Regions from separate parts of the Homo sapiens genome. Here region 2 is linked to region 1. The links are chromatin contacts, found by Hi-C or POLR2A ChIA-PET in ENCODE. All regions are on one chromosome and are shown on one strand. Each heading gives the region's core, a stretch centred on a gene start or an enhancer-like site at or near the end of the contact. The rest is flanking DNA. Distances are from core to core; before and after follow the strand shown.

Region 1 (7,227 bases), core at 1,750-4,249:
AATGATATGGCACTGACATTGAAATGGAAGGTTCCATTATTTAGCAACCACTATCTAAGCAATAATAACAGCAAAACTAAAAGTGAATGTTTACCTGACATTTATTACATTCTGGCAAGGTTCTGTGCTTTACATATTAGGCATACTGGATTCATCCTCCCAACAACCCTGTAAGTACCATTATTAACTCAGTCCCAGAGCATGGGTGGCGGGAACCCATACGTTAGAAAATACATGGTAGAGTCAGTGGTGCTGGAATGTATTCAAAGGCATAAGATGATTTAGAGATCACAAAGTCTGGATCAAACCCAGATGCTATGACCCTGTGTCTCATGACCCAGCATTTCTCCAGCTAAAGAATTTCAAAATGTGAAGGAGAATAGCTCCTGAATATAGATTTTTTTTTTAAAGGTAAGGCACTGTTCTATTTATTTAGTGCACTTTGCTGAAACTGTTTTCTATCAGTATTAGAAAAGCATACAGTATAACTCGAAGATTTTTTAAAATAACAAAAAGTTCAGCTTGTTGTATGGCTGTGTGCTAATTCCTGATGTAGTGGGACTCTTTTTTCTCCACAGGAACTGTATTCTGTGAAGCAAATCTTTCCATAATCTCTAATACTGCCCCACAAGTCCTGAGTGAATTACATACTTTCATTATAGCCCTCCCTCCTCCACATTCTCCCGACCCTGGAAAAATAGCCTACTTTTCTATGAGGGAAAGAAAAAGAGGCCGTTAAAGAGGCCGTTACTTTGTGTCTGAAAAGAGTGAAGGAATTACTGAGCTACTTACAAGCTCTACACATGTGGAATCAATATAATTTTCCATCAGATGGTTCAAAAATGTATTCAAATTATGTGGTTTTGCAATGCTAAACTTTGGAATTTAGTTGTTAATAGGAAAGTTTTTAGGATAGTTTGCCTACCGAGTGCCATTATTGAATTTGAATAGCAAATTGTTTATAATCATACACAAACAATCTTTATTTAGGTTTTACCCATGTTTCCTGAAGGGCAGGGCAAGTTCTGAGTATATTATTCCTCTCTGTCTACTGGGAAGGTCAGGATTACAGACAATTAGAAGAAAGTCAGGGCATGAACAGATCTCTCTATGTATTCCATTAGTCTCCTGTTTTGATATTTATCCATGAATTTGAAGTCACATTTACTTAGCTACCATCTGATTTCCATGCAAGGTTTTTCGTAAAGAATATGACAGTGCTTAAAAATATGTGAATTTTTAAATAAGACTTTTGAAGCAATAATATAAAGGTAGATCAATGATTAATGTGGAATTAGATATCTACAAGAACTCCTGAGATGCAGCACCTCAAAATATAGTTGAACTGGGTTAAAATATGTAAATTCCTTAAAGTCAATGAAATGTAAAGTTACATTTCAGTTATGTGCCAAGCAAGGTCCATATAACTGGCCTAGTATAAACTTTTCACATGTGTTTATAATAATGAGGCTGACAGTGGAAGAGATGAACGTGGAATTACTATTAGAATAACAATTTACATTTCTGTAAAATGCCCTCATATAGGTAATCTCTTGATTTTCATTAGTTAGGTATTATTATTCCCATTTTATAGATTAGAAAACTTAGGCATATAGAGCATAAAAGATACAGTGCATGGAAGATAGCATCATCTAATGGAAACCGGGTGAGAGGACGGACTTTGGGATCAGACAGATTAAAAATCCCAGTCCCACCCCTCAATGCCTATATGATCTATGGAAATATTATTTGGCCTTCTTAAGCTTCATTTTCATTATCTGTGAAATTGGGATAATTCTGTTGACTTAACAGAGTTGCTGTGAGGGTCAAAGGCAATAAAGGTATGTAAAAAGCTTAGTTTAGATTTTTCTTGAAGATATGGGGCTCGATGCTGGGAGACTCCAAACACAGTGCTTCATGAATATTTGGTTGAGATCTCTGTTTTGCCATTTGCAATGTCAGGACATGCATTTTTGGGCCCTCTTGCCGAAGCCATAGAGAGCCCCTGTTAAGACAGGAGCAAAGTGACCTCTGCCCCAGATAAAAATTATTACCTTCCTGATGTATTATTACCCTCACCTGGATTAGGCCATCGTTATTCCCAAATAGTAACAATCTGCAAATGCATTTGTACAATAAGAATTGCATGGTCCTGGTACATCTATTTTACACACATTCCTTTTAGGGATTTTGTGGACACATATGTTCACCAGCTTTAAGAAATTGCTCTATCCACATAAAGAAGGATCACCCACAGCATGTGTTTACTGGTCTCCTCAATGTGTGAAGTTAGGGCTATTTGTTTGTAACATGCTCATATTAACTCTCTTTAATGTCTGCAAGTGAGGAAGATGACTGATGTTTGTTCACGCCTAAAATAGAGAAGTGGAGGAGTGGGAAGGAAAATTATTTGTGCAACATTACACAGAAAGTCCGTGATGAAGCAGGAATGAGAGCCTGAGTTGCTGACCTCTTAATTCCTTTCCTGTCTCCCACAGACAATGATGCTTCTGCAACTCCTGGGCAGGCAATTGCACCTTCATTCTTTTGTACACTTACAAGTGTATTTTCCAGGGAACCCACTGCAAGGGCCTCCACCCACTTACATACAACTTATATTTAGCTCTGATGACAGGGGTTTGCTTGACCTGACCAAAATCAAAGGAGAAGTGAGCCTACTGGGGCCTAGACAGGGCAGGAAGAAGCTCAAAGAACTGGCTCTATAAGAACTACAGAAAAATCTCTGACCTTGAGGTCCCACATCTCTGACCTTGAGGTCCTCAGAGAGAAGCAGCTATAACCCTGATGATGACAGAGATGAATTAAAATAAAAATGCTTCCAAATATCTGTTGCCAGGAAGCAGATGACATGCTAAATTACTCTGCAGATTGACTACTTAATTCAGCGATTTCCTGAGTCAGGAGTTGCCAGAAGAGCCATTTTGTCCTTTCTGGCAAAAAAGCCGCTGGGATTGCTGTCTCCAGTCCTCTTTCCTCTGCTTCCTGCTGTAGGAAGGCCTGTTTCCGCAGAGAGATGCCTGATTAGACAGCACTGTTTTAGTAGGCAGAGGACTAGGTAACAAGTTAGGTCTTTCATTTGACATTGATTGTGGGCAGTGTGGAAGTCATGCACATCATAAAAATACAAGTCCTTTTAGAAAATGTAAACTAGTGAATGAAAAGCAAATTAGACAAAGCAAATGTCTGAAAAGTAATATTGCAACATTTTCATCTATTTGATTTCAAATGTTTTGAAATGCCTGGTTTATTTTTGCACAAAGAGTCCTGCTTCAGTCCCAGTGCAGTTTTTTGGAACTGAATTTTGAGTGATGAGATTAGTATTTGCCAGGCGAATATGATGCAGCTAAGCAGTCTGATGTCAGTGAGTGGTGACTTTCAGAAGGCATAGCAGTTGGCTAGGGCCAACTCAGTTGACCCTGAGCCAGAATGGGCATTTTATAGAAACTGGTGGATAAGCTGTATCTCAGCTCCTAACTACTTTGCTGTACTGCGGAGTAGTGCCTCCACCTTATCTCTAAATTGCTGAATAAGATGCATATAATCCAGCAAGGCTAAACAAATAAAAAGCTCAGAACATCCAGGCAAAAGGAAACAAGAGTAGGAGGCAAAATGGAACCACAAATGAATGGGTTCACAAAACATGGAGTGAAGATTTATTTCTTCTGGTACTTGTTTAGCATCAATGTTGTGTGACCTTGGGTTAGTGTGTGTGTGCCCTGACCACTCAGGCTGTAAGCATCTCAAGAGCAAGGCTTCTGGCATTGGCTTCTTTCAAGTTCGTGTCTTGTTCAGAGCTTTACTTGTAGCCTGTGCCGCTTATATGTTTGCTAGTATTGACTGGTGATGGTTGAGTTTCTTCTCTTCCACAGGGTTCTACCTTGGAACTCCCAATATTGCAGCATCAATAAACGTATCAGCAATTATTTCCGGAGCTGTTGTTTTGGATTACAGAGCATCTCAGGTTATTTGCATTTAAGCAAATTTGGAGTGATTTTGTTGAATAATTTCTATTTTTAGATTTTTCACTCCAACAGCTGGGTGTTGGCTAGAAAGTCACATGTTACTAAAAGTGTTTGTGTAGAAGAAAAACGTCTATTGGCCACGAGGTGTTGTAGAAGAAATTCCTTCCCTGGAGGAGAGAATGGCTAGTTGACTAGATGTTCCTTTTAAACTACTCCATCATATTTTACCCTTGGCAATGAATTTGCAATGGAAGCTCTAAAACCTATTCTTATATTTGGGATTTCTTTAATTCCAAAGAAAAGAATATAAATAAATACTTCATAGGTGGCTTTAAAGTTTCTGCTCTGCCCGGGCGCAGTGGCTCACGCCTGTAATCTCAGCACTTTGGGAGGCTGAGATGGGCGGATCACCTGAGGTCAGGAGTTCGAGACCAACCCGGCCAACATGGCGAAACCCTGTCTCTACTAAAAATACAAAAATTAGCTGGGCGTGCTGATAGGCGCCTGTAATCCCAGCTACTCGGGAGGCTGAGGCAGGAGAATTGCTTGAATCCAGGAGGAGGAAGTTGCAGAGAGCAGAGATTGCGCCACTGCACTCCAGCCTGGGTGACAGAGCGAGATTCTGTCTCAAAAAAGAAACAAACAAATAAATAAATTAATTAATTAAATAAAGTTTCTGCTGTGGACTTTTTTAGGGGATATTTTTCAGTAGGAGGATTATACAGGACTGACAGGCCACTGGCTGTATCATCAACTGATTTGGGGATTTGTTGTCAACTCTGCAAAAGAAGGTTAAAAAAAAAAAGAGAAAAAAATTGAAACTTTCTCTTTGGCTTTTTTCCTGATAGCTCTGGTGAAAAGTTTAAGAGGGAAGAAGCCATAGATACTAACTAAAATAAAGTTCTGGTAATATTTTTATCCAGGCATGCTGTGCTACTTTGTTAACATAGTTAAGAGATAATCCATTTTAGTATAAATCAATAATGAATAATTAATTCCATTGTATATCCAAATAAAGGAGGAAACATTTCTAAATAAAATGGATAGTTCGGCTTGCAAATATGACATGGATATAAATTTTATGGTATCTTAACCTGTATTTTGAATTTCTTTCTTATTTGTATCTGATATTCTCCAGAGGACTAATTTAAACTGAAGAACAGGTCTCATCTGGAAGAATAAATGGAAAAGCACCTTCTGAAAAAAGAAAGTAATGTAGGAGGAGAGGAAGAACTTTCTACATATGAAATTGTATTTTAAAGCTATTTTATTTATTTATTTATTTATTTATTTATTTATTATTATTTTGAGACAGAGTCTCGCTCTGTCGCCCAGGCTGGAGTGCAGTAGCACAATCTCAGCTCACTGCAACCTCCACCTCCCAGGTTCAATCAATTCTCCTGCCTCAGCCTCCCTAGTAGCTGGGATTACAGGCACCCACCACCACGCCCAGCTAAGTTTTGTATTTTTTTTAGTAGAGACAGGGTTTCACCATGTTGGCCAGGCTGGTAACTCCTGACCCCAGGTGATCCACTCTCCTCAGCCTCCCAAAGTGCTGGGATTACAAATGTGAGTCACCTAAATCAGTGTGGTGCTGACAGGAGTATAGACTGCTCAGTGAATCAAGATGTCCCAGAAATAGATCATAGTATAAAAGATTATATAGTATATATCAAGGTGATACCACAAATCACATTGGAAAGAGAATATCCAGTAAATGATGTCAGAAAAATTGGTTATTTATTTGAATAAAAACCTCACTAGATTTCCATTTAATACCATATACCAAAATAAATCAAGATGGGTAAAATAGTTATACACTAAAAAGAAATCATGAAGCAACTGACAGAAAAGATAGGTTCTTATTTATTTGATCTTGTTATGAAATAAGATTTGTAAGAAAAGAAACCCCAAAGGGAAGGTTGTTACATTTGACAATGTAAATTTAAGAAAATTCAGAAACTTTAGAAACTTTATATGTTTATTAAAAAATATGAATTGGGCCCCGCGCAGTGGCTCACGCCTGTAATCTCAGCACTTTGGGAGGCCGAGTCGGGCGGATCACCTGAGCTCAGGAGTTCGAGACCAGCCTGCTCAACATGGTGAAACCCGGTCTCTACTAAACATACAAAAAATTAGCCGGGTGTGGTGGCAGGCTCCTGTAATCCCAGCTACTTGAAAGGCTGAGGCAGGAGAATCGCTTGAACCCGGAAAGTGGAACTTGCAGTGAGCTGAGATCGTGCCACTGCACTCCAGCCTGGGTGACAAAAGTAAAACTCTGTCTCAAAAAAAAAAAAAAAACAAAAGAAAAATATGTGATTTTTTTTTTTTTTTTTTTTGAGACATAGTCTTGCTCTGTCACCCAGGCTGGAGTGCAATGATGTGATCTCGGCTCACTGCAACCTCTGCCTCCTGGGTTCAAGTGATTCTCATGCCTCAGCCTCCCGAGTAGCTGGGACTATAGGCGCATGCCACCACGCCAGGCTAATTTTTGTATTTTTCAGTAGAGACGGGGTTTCACCATGTTGGCCAGGCTGGTCTCAAACTCCTGACCTCAGGTGATCCACCCGCCTCAGCCTCCCAAAGTGCTGGGATTACAGGCGTGAGCCATGATGAACTGTGAGTCAATTAAGCCTCTTTCATTTAGAAATTACCCAGTCTTGGGCAGTTCTTTATAGCAGCATGAAAACAGACTAATACACAGGTTTCCATGATTGTGAACCATGAACACTCATATATATATATCTCCTGGTGAACACATGCAGACTTTCTCTTGAGTATATGCTTATACTAAAGAGAAATTGAGTATATGCTTATGCTCAATGAAATTGCTGGATCAAAGGGTTATGTGAGTGTTCAACTTCAGGAGCTAATGCTAAAATAGTCTAAATAGTTTTACCAATTTTTACTCCTACCAGCAACTTTGTGAAATGCCTTGTGGATATACATCTTTTCCAACATGAGATATTATCAGACTCTTCAATTGTTGCCAACCAAATGGGTACACAATAGTACTTCATTGTTGCATTAATTTATAATTCCTGATCACTGAGATTGAACGTGAATTCATGTGTTTATTGCCCATATATGATTCTTCTTCTGTGAAATGATTGTTCATGTTTTTTGTCTATTTTTCTATTGGTTTCTTTATTGACTTATTGAACTTTTATATATATATATATTTTTTTTTTGAACAAATCCTAGTTGGTTGTGTATCTTTCAAATGGCTTCTTTCAGTTTATAA
Region 2 (7,227 bases), core at 3,346-5,845, 100 kb before region 1:
TAACGGCTCCTACCTTTTCACAGCCACCTGAGGTCCAACAGCTTTGCCATGTAGTGTACTTGCATCTAAGCCAGGGCTCTCAGCAGACCCAGAATCTCAGTCCAGTCAGACCCACCCTCTTTTCTAAATGTGTAGAGTTTTCACTTCTTATTTGTTAAGCAGTTAAAACCACAGAGCCAACACTCTCTCAGAAAGCCAAGTATGGAGACCAAGTTCTCCAGCTTGTGGGTTCCATGGTCATCTGGCTCTGTTGACAACAGACAGAGGTCCAGTGTGGATGTTGGAGATATAATCTGGGCTTCCAAGAGCAGTAGAGTCTGCAGAGGTGATTCAGAGAAGGGCAGGGTGCCAGGGTAGCTGGCTGCATGGGAACAGAAAGCTGGGGAGGCAGCCCAACTTCAGGTCATTCCCACCTCCCTGCGGTCAGCCTGGGCTACTACTTTTCTGGGAGAATTTGGAAAGGACACACCCATATCTATGAGTTGACTCTTGAGCTGTGCCAAGGAGAAGCTGTATAAGTTTGGTTGTCCTTTGTGGTCTGGCAGCTTCAGAAGCATGACAGTCCATTTTGTTCCTTATCCCACTGGGTGTTCACTTGATGAATGATGAATGGAATGCTAGCCTTGACATGAAATACTGCAGTAACCACATTGGCCAGTGCACCACATCATATGATTTTAGCTTTTAGCTCTCTGTGAAATATCTGGCATTCATTTGGATAAAAATGTCAGCCCAGACACATATCTTGTATTATCTATTGCCAAGGCCTGGAAAATGGAGTAGAGTTTTGCAAGACCTGGCAATTGAATAAATATAGCTAATAAGAGAAACAAGAGCAGGAGTGGCTGGGTTGCCTTTTGAGTCAAGATTTTAGCAAGGAGATACTCTGCTTGTATAAGCAAAGCAGGAATAGGAAACACTGACCAATTTCGGAAACAACGTTCTTCCCCTCCCCCCTCTTTCCCCCTTCCCTCTCCTTCTTTTCTTTCTTTCCTTCTTTCATTTCTTAGAGACTGGGTCTGGTTCTGTCACCCAGGCTAGAGTGTAGTGGTGTGATCATAGCTCACTGTAGCCTTGAACTCCTGGGCTCAGGCCATCCTCCTACCTCAGCCTCCCAAGTAGCATGTGCTACCACACCTGGTTAATGTTTTTGTCTTTTTATTTTTGTGGAGATGGGGTCTCATTTTGTTGCCCAGGTTTATCTTGAACTCTAGCTTCAAGTAATCTCCCCCGCCTTGGCTTCCCAAAGTGTTGAGTTTACAGGCATGAACCACTGCACCTGACCTAGAAAGCTCTTACAAAGAAATGCTGACCGGGCGCGGTGGCTCATGCCTATAATCCCAGCACTTCAGGTGGCTGAGGTGGGTGGATCATGAGGTCAAGAGATTGAGACCATCCTGGCCAACATGGTGAAACCCTGTCTCTACTAAAAATACAACAATTAGCTGGGTGTGGTGGCACACCTGTAGTCCCAGCTACTCGGGAGGCTGAGGCAGGAGAATCACTTGAACCCAGAGGCAGAGGTTGTAGTGAGCCAAGATCGCACCACTGCACTCCAGCCTGGAGACAGAGCGAGATTCCATCTCAAAAAAGAAAGAAAGAAAGAAAGAAATGCTGGCCTCTAAATAACCAAGTTAGAGTTGGTTGCCATGATTGTCTTTTAATGACATCTACGTACTATCCTTTTCTGACATCAAAACCGACCCTGGCCGGGCGCAGTGGCTCACGCCTAAAATCCCAGCACTTTGGGAGGCCGAGGCGTGTGGATCACGAGGTCAGGAGATTGAGACCTTCCTGGCTAACATGGTGAAACCCCATCTCTGCTTAAAAAAAAAAAAAAAAAAAAATTAGCCAGGTGTGGTGGCGGGTGCCTGTAGTCCCAGCTACTCGGGAGGTTGAGGCCAGGGAATGGCATGAACCTGGGAGGCAGAGCTTGCAGTGAGCGGAGAGCTCACCACTGCACTCCAGCCTGGGTGACAGAGCAAGACTCCGTCTCAAAAAACAAAACAAAGCAAAACAAAAAAACTGACCCAATGGTCCCATAGACAGTTCTTTTTGATAAACATAGAAATTGACCTTTCTAGTCTTAAAGCTTGAAACTAATATTCGTTTTATCTGAGTTCCTTTCTTATGAAAGGACTTTCATACCTCTCAAAAAAAGTATCAAAGGACTGAAATTCACGAAGTCACCAGATCCAGACAATGAGATGCCTGACCCCTCATTCGTCATGATTTCTTCTTTGCCCCTCCCTAGTTCCTGTTTTCTTACACATTGTTACATTTTTCTCCCTGCTATATAAACCCACGTTTCAGTTGATAAGGGAAATGGATTTTTTTTTTTTTTTTTGAGATGGAGTCTTGTTCTGTCACCCAGGCTGGAGTGCAGTGGTGCAATCTCAGCTCACTGCAACTTCCGCCTCCCAGGTTCAAGCTATTCTCCTGCCTCAGCCTTCCAAGTAGCTGGGACTACAGGTGTGTGCTACCATGCCCAGCTAATTTTTGTATTTTTAGTAGAGATGGGGTTTACCATGTTGGCCAGGCTGGTCTCAAGCTCCTGACCTCAGGCAATCTGCCTGCCTCAGCCTCTTAAAGTGTTGAGATTACAGGCATGAGCCACCATGCCTGGCCAGGGAAATGGATTTGAGACTGAGCCCCCATCTTCTAGGATGTAGCACCCAATTAAAGCCTTCTTCCTTGGCATGTCATCATCTCAGTGATTGGTTTTCTGTGCAGCCAGCAGCAGGACCTAGACTGAACCCTTGGTGTTTCGGTAACAACATCAGTGTGATTGATGTCCTCATGAAACCAATGGAATCAGAATTTCCTAGAAATCTTTACAAAGCTTTTGCTTCTCTCATGTTGTATTCTTCAGTCCATGGTGGTTTACATTTGCCTCTTTTATCATCTCTTTTAGTCTGAAAATTTTCTGTTTCTCGTATTAGTGCTTTCAAATAGATTGCCTATTGGATTATTTTCTCATTTATATAGCAGACTCGGATTGGATGGGGGGATATGATTAAAAGACAATTACATATATTTAATACTTTTAGAGGATTTATACAGGAACAAAAATCAGAGGAAGACCTACAAGATTTTCTAATTTAAAAATTTTTAATTATTCTAATAAGCATTTCATGCTCTTAGCTCTTTACTATGAAGAAATGGACTGGGAGCCAACAGATCTGAGTTCCTGTCCCTGCATTGACAAATAATTCATTTTCAGAGCCTGTTTCACAAGCCATGAAATAAGGGAACCATTTTATGTAGAAAGTAGCTTCAAAACAGCTGGGATGAATAAAGTACTTTATTACCTGGAGACTTCAAACACAGTTTTTTTGCTGTGGCCCATAATTTGATAGTGTCTAATTGCATCTAAAATCCAAGTTTTCGGCCAGGCGTGGTGGCTCACACCTGTAATCCCAGCAATTTGGGAGGCCAAGGTGGGCGGATCATGAGGTCAGGAGTTTGAGACCAGTCTGACCAACATGGTGAAACTCCATCTCTACTAAAAATACAAAAATTAGCTGGGCGTGGTAGTGTGTGCCTGTAATCCCAGCTACTCAGGAGGCTGAGGCAGGAAAATCGCTTGAAACTGGGAGGCAGAGGTGGCAGTGAGCTGAGATCGCACCATTGCACTCCTGCCTGGGTGACAGAGTGGGACTCCGTCTCAAAAAAAAAAAAAAAAGTTTTCTGCGATGGCATCTAAGCATCTTTCTGTTCCAGTCCTGAACTGCCTTCCACATCACTTCCCACCCATCTTCTTGGGCCCTGATCCTTTATCACATGCTGTACTCTCAGGACTCCTGACCTTTGCTTCTGCTGTTCCCCCTGCCTAGCATACCACACCCATTTCTTTAGAAATCAAAGGCCCATCTATCTCCTTCAAAACTCAGATCTAGTGTTTCCTCTTGCATGCAGCTTTTTCTAACCTCAGCAGAATGAATTTCCCCCTTCCCTTTGTGCTTTCTCATAATGGAACATTTATCATATGGGATAATTACTTGTTACATGTTTTGTTTTCTATTTAATACCTCCTAAGTTTTGACTGAAGCTTGTCCACATGCTTGGTCACAGAACTGTCCTGGGAAATTCCCTGATGAATTATTTCAAAAGCAACCAAAGTGTCCTAACTTGATGGTAGCAGGGGAAAAACAAGGATCATCTCAGTGTGGCTGAATGAAAAGCAGTATCTATCTGGATCTTCATAAATGATGGAATTGATTTGCCACACCATTTGGTAAAGGCCTGAAGCCGTGGTTAACAGGGTTATTTTGATGAAAACTTGAAACAAAAAACACTCAAAGGACAACAGCCCCGGTGGCCCTTGAGGCAAATGATTGATTCCTGGGGCTATGTTGGAAAGTTTGGCAGAGAAGAGACTGAAATATGCTGTGGGGTGAGGAGGTTGTAGGAGGGGGCCCCACTGGGAGATTCTTGGGCTTTGGAAACATGGGGGAGAGAAAATGGTCCAGAAATGTTGTCTTGGGAAATTAGGGACAGCAGAGCTAGGGATAACAGCATGTCTAGAATACGCTGATAAATTTCCACTAGATGACGCTGTTTCCTCATTTGGCGAATGAGATTTATTACCCTACCCCTACCGGCCAACCTAAGCCCCGGACCACGGACCACGGACCACAGAGGCGTGAGAGCCTGGAGGCCTGGGCTCTAGTTCCAAATCTGCCCCTCCCTGGAATGAGGCCTGGAAGGAACAGACCTCCAAGATTCCCTGAGATTCCTCATTTGTAAAACAAAGAAATCCTCAACCAGGTGCTTTCTAAAACTTCTCCAATTACTTTTTAAAATACGTTTTATTTTTCCATTTTAATGAAAACTGTGGGGATATGTATTGCCTTTTATGTAAATATATACTTGTCATACAGAAATATCAATTTTTATTTAACCAAATCTCATTTAGATAATTAGACTCTGTAAAGCATACGGGGCAAGAATCAAATGAATAACAGTATACTTGTACACATTGGTATGCCTCCTGGGCCTAAACATTTCCCATTTATGTATGCAGTGAATTGTAGAGCTGGAAAGAATCTTAGAGGTTATACAAATAGTTCAGTCTTTTACGTATCTAATATCTAAACATAAGCTTCTCCAGGGGAAAAATTCTATTATTTTTTTTTCCATGATGAATTTTTTTTAGGGTCTGTAGTTGTAGAACTATGTCCTTGTGCTTGAGGCCAGCTCTATACTGAGTTCTCTCATGCAGGTTATCATTTGACGCACGACTTCCGAAGCTCGCTTAAGTCATAACTGAATCATTGAATGACATCAAACACCTAGCTGTTGTGTTTGAGCTCCTTTTTTTTTTTTTTTTTTTTGCCTACTCTTGTGATATGGGTCTGTCCAGCAGTGCTTCTCTCTGTTTGCTTCAGATGTTTTCAGTTATATGGAAATTAAACTCCAAGGGAAGAATATGGGGTGGATCAAATTCTGTAACTGTGTCAATCCCTGCCCCCTCCCCAGAGGACACATCCAGATCCATGTCTCTGCCTCGTGTTTACCATCAGTGGAGCCCAGATTGTTTCAACACATAGAAAGACCCACTGCTTTTCCTGGCAAGTCCTGAAGGTCATTTGTTTGCTGCTTTTTACGGTAATTGCAACAACCATTTATCCCCTTGTAAACAAATAGTGTGCTTCTAACCTATGTACCACAGTTAAAACGTTATCCCAGTAGGACAAGAGAGTTGCTGACAAAGAGAACTGGCAACATAGGGGGGAGAAAGAAGCAAGGCGTAGTCTGTCTCTTACAAATGTGGGTCATATATATTTCTGTCTGAAGGAGATGATGGACTTCAATTTTGTTCTTCCAATTCCTTTCTATACCCCAGTGAGAACAGTTTTTAGTACATATTTAAGTTCTTTTGCTTTAAGAAGAAAGATAAGAATGATAATAATCTCTGAATGTACCAATCCGCTGTTAAACCCCCTCCACCACCCACCAAATAACTCCTCTCACTAGATCAGTTCAGCCCCAGGGTTCATAGTTAACAAGGCTTCATTAGGGCTGAAAAAAAAATTGCCTTTGCTTCCAAACACGGGTTGAGCTCTGATACGGCCTCAGCAGGGAACAGATTTCCCCCTTTTATCTCTTTGCTTCACTGGTGTGTAATCTTGTCTTTTGGAACGGTGGTAATCAGAACAAATTACCTAGAGTGGGGAATAAAAAGACTTCACAGTCATTGTGGGTAATTTTTTGTTTTCTTTAACAATTGGTACCTTCCTTTAGTAATTGAAAATGATCCAAGAAATCTCTATGTACTTCGTAAGACTTTCCTAAGCGTGCCAGCTAAAGCTTTTAAGGTGGTAGAGATGGTTTCAGCGAGGGCTTGGAAGCTCCAAAAAACCAGAAACTTGCCTTGTTGCCTGGGTCCCTCAACAGGGATGGCCAGAGTTTCTTGAGACAATTGCTGCTGTGGTCTGGAAAGAAGCAGAGCCATGAAAGAGGAGAAGGCTTTGTGGCATGTCTAGGCCCAAATTCCAGATGCAGAGTTTAGTGTGAACAGCGTGTCCCTCCCAATCTTGAGAAGAAGATAAAGAATGGTGCTCCTCTAGGATCTGCCCTCGGTTTTTGTTGGGGGCTCCAGTCCCACTAGACCTGGGTTATTGTCAGAAAGGCAGCCTCACAGTACCTCTGCCACTCAGTGGGGGTCTCTGCGCCTGCTGCTTCATTCATCATCCCCTGCCTCTCCCACGTGCACTGGAAAATGTTATTTGCTTCTTGAGGTTCAGAGAGATGAAGAACATGCCTGAGTTCACTAGCATGAAGCAAGTGTTAGAACCTCTGAGAGACTGAAGGGTTGGGGGTGAGGGTTTATGACATCCATGGGGATGCTTAGAGGAACATCTGCCATGTCAGGTGTCATTTCTGAAGCTTCATACTAGATGAATTTGAGATGTGTGGAAATAGGAACAGCCTATTTGTGAGGTTACCTTCCTGGGCAAAGCAATGTTATCCAAGATTCACTCAGAAAGCCGCAAGAAGCATGCTGGAGCTAGGTGTCAAGAGGAGGTTTATGGCATGTCATTAATGGAAAGTCAGGTGGAAAAGAGCTAACACTTCTCAAGGTATCATCCTTCTGTGTCAAAGTCTCTGCCTCTACAGGACTGTAAGTATGTGGGTTGATAACAGCTTCTAGTGCCTTGAACATGTTACCAGTGGTTGAATGAACAAATGAGCAGAAGTTGGAGATACCCTCATTAGGACGTA

Evidence for each region. Hi-C counts contacts between places; a loop is a spot of excess contacts on that map. ChIA-PET counts read pairs that join two places held with the same protein, here RNA polymerase II (POLR2A). Pooled maps may share reads with other maps.
Region 2: a map of endothelial cell of umbilical vein shows a loop between it and region 1 (5-fold over the local background). The contact joins two enhancer-like sites. A Hi-C loop is called at or near these places in 2 of 168 maps with a recorded cell type or tissue (SK-MEL-5 and endothelial cell of umbilical vein) and 1 of 50 pooled maps. POLR2A ChIA-PET finds 5 or more read pairs at or near these places in 2 of 52 experiments (A673 and Caco-2).

What each region holds. Positions count from the first base shown.
Region 1 is chr6:134,716,211-134,723,437 of GRCh38, reverse strand. The region is part of intron 3 of LOC101928277 (a long non-coding RNA gene); the gene reads left to right. Among named protein-coding and RNA genes, the nearest start is that of LINC03002, 180 kb to the right of the region's middle. Within about 2 kb of position 2,999, at least 8 of the 41 ENCODE cell types and tissues checked have a DNase peak (open chromatin) inside an H3K27ac peak, as active enhancers do.
Region 2 is chr6:134,820,444-134,827,670 of GRCh38, reverse strand. The region is part of intron 2 of LOC101928277 (a long non-coding RNA gene); the gene reads left to right. Among named protein-coding and RNA genes, the nearest start is that of ALDH8A1, 130 kb to the left of the region's middle. Within about 2 kb of position 4,595, at least 5 of the 41 ENCODE cell types and tissues checked have a DNase peak (open chromatin) inside an H3K27ac peak, as active enhancers do.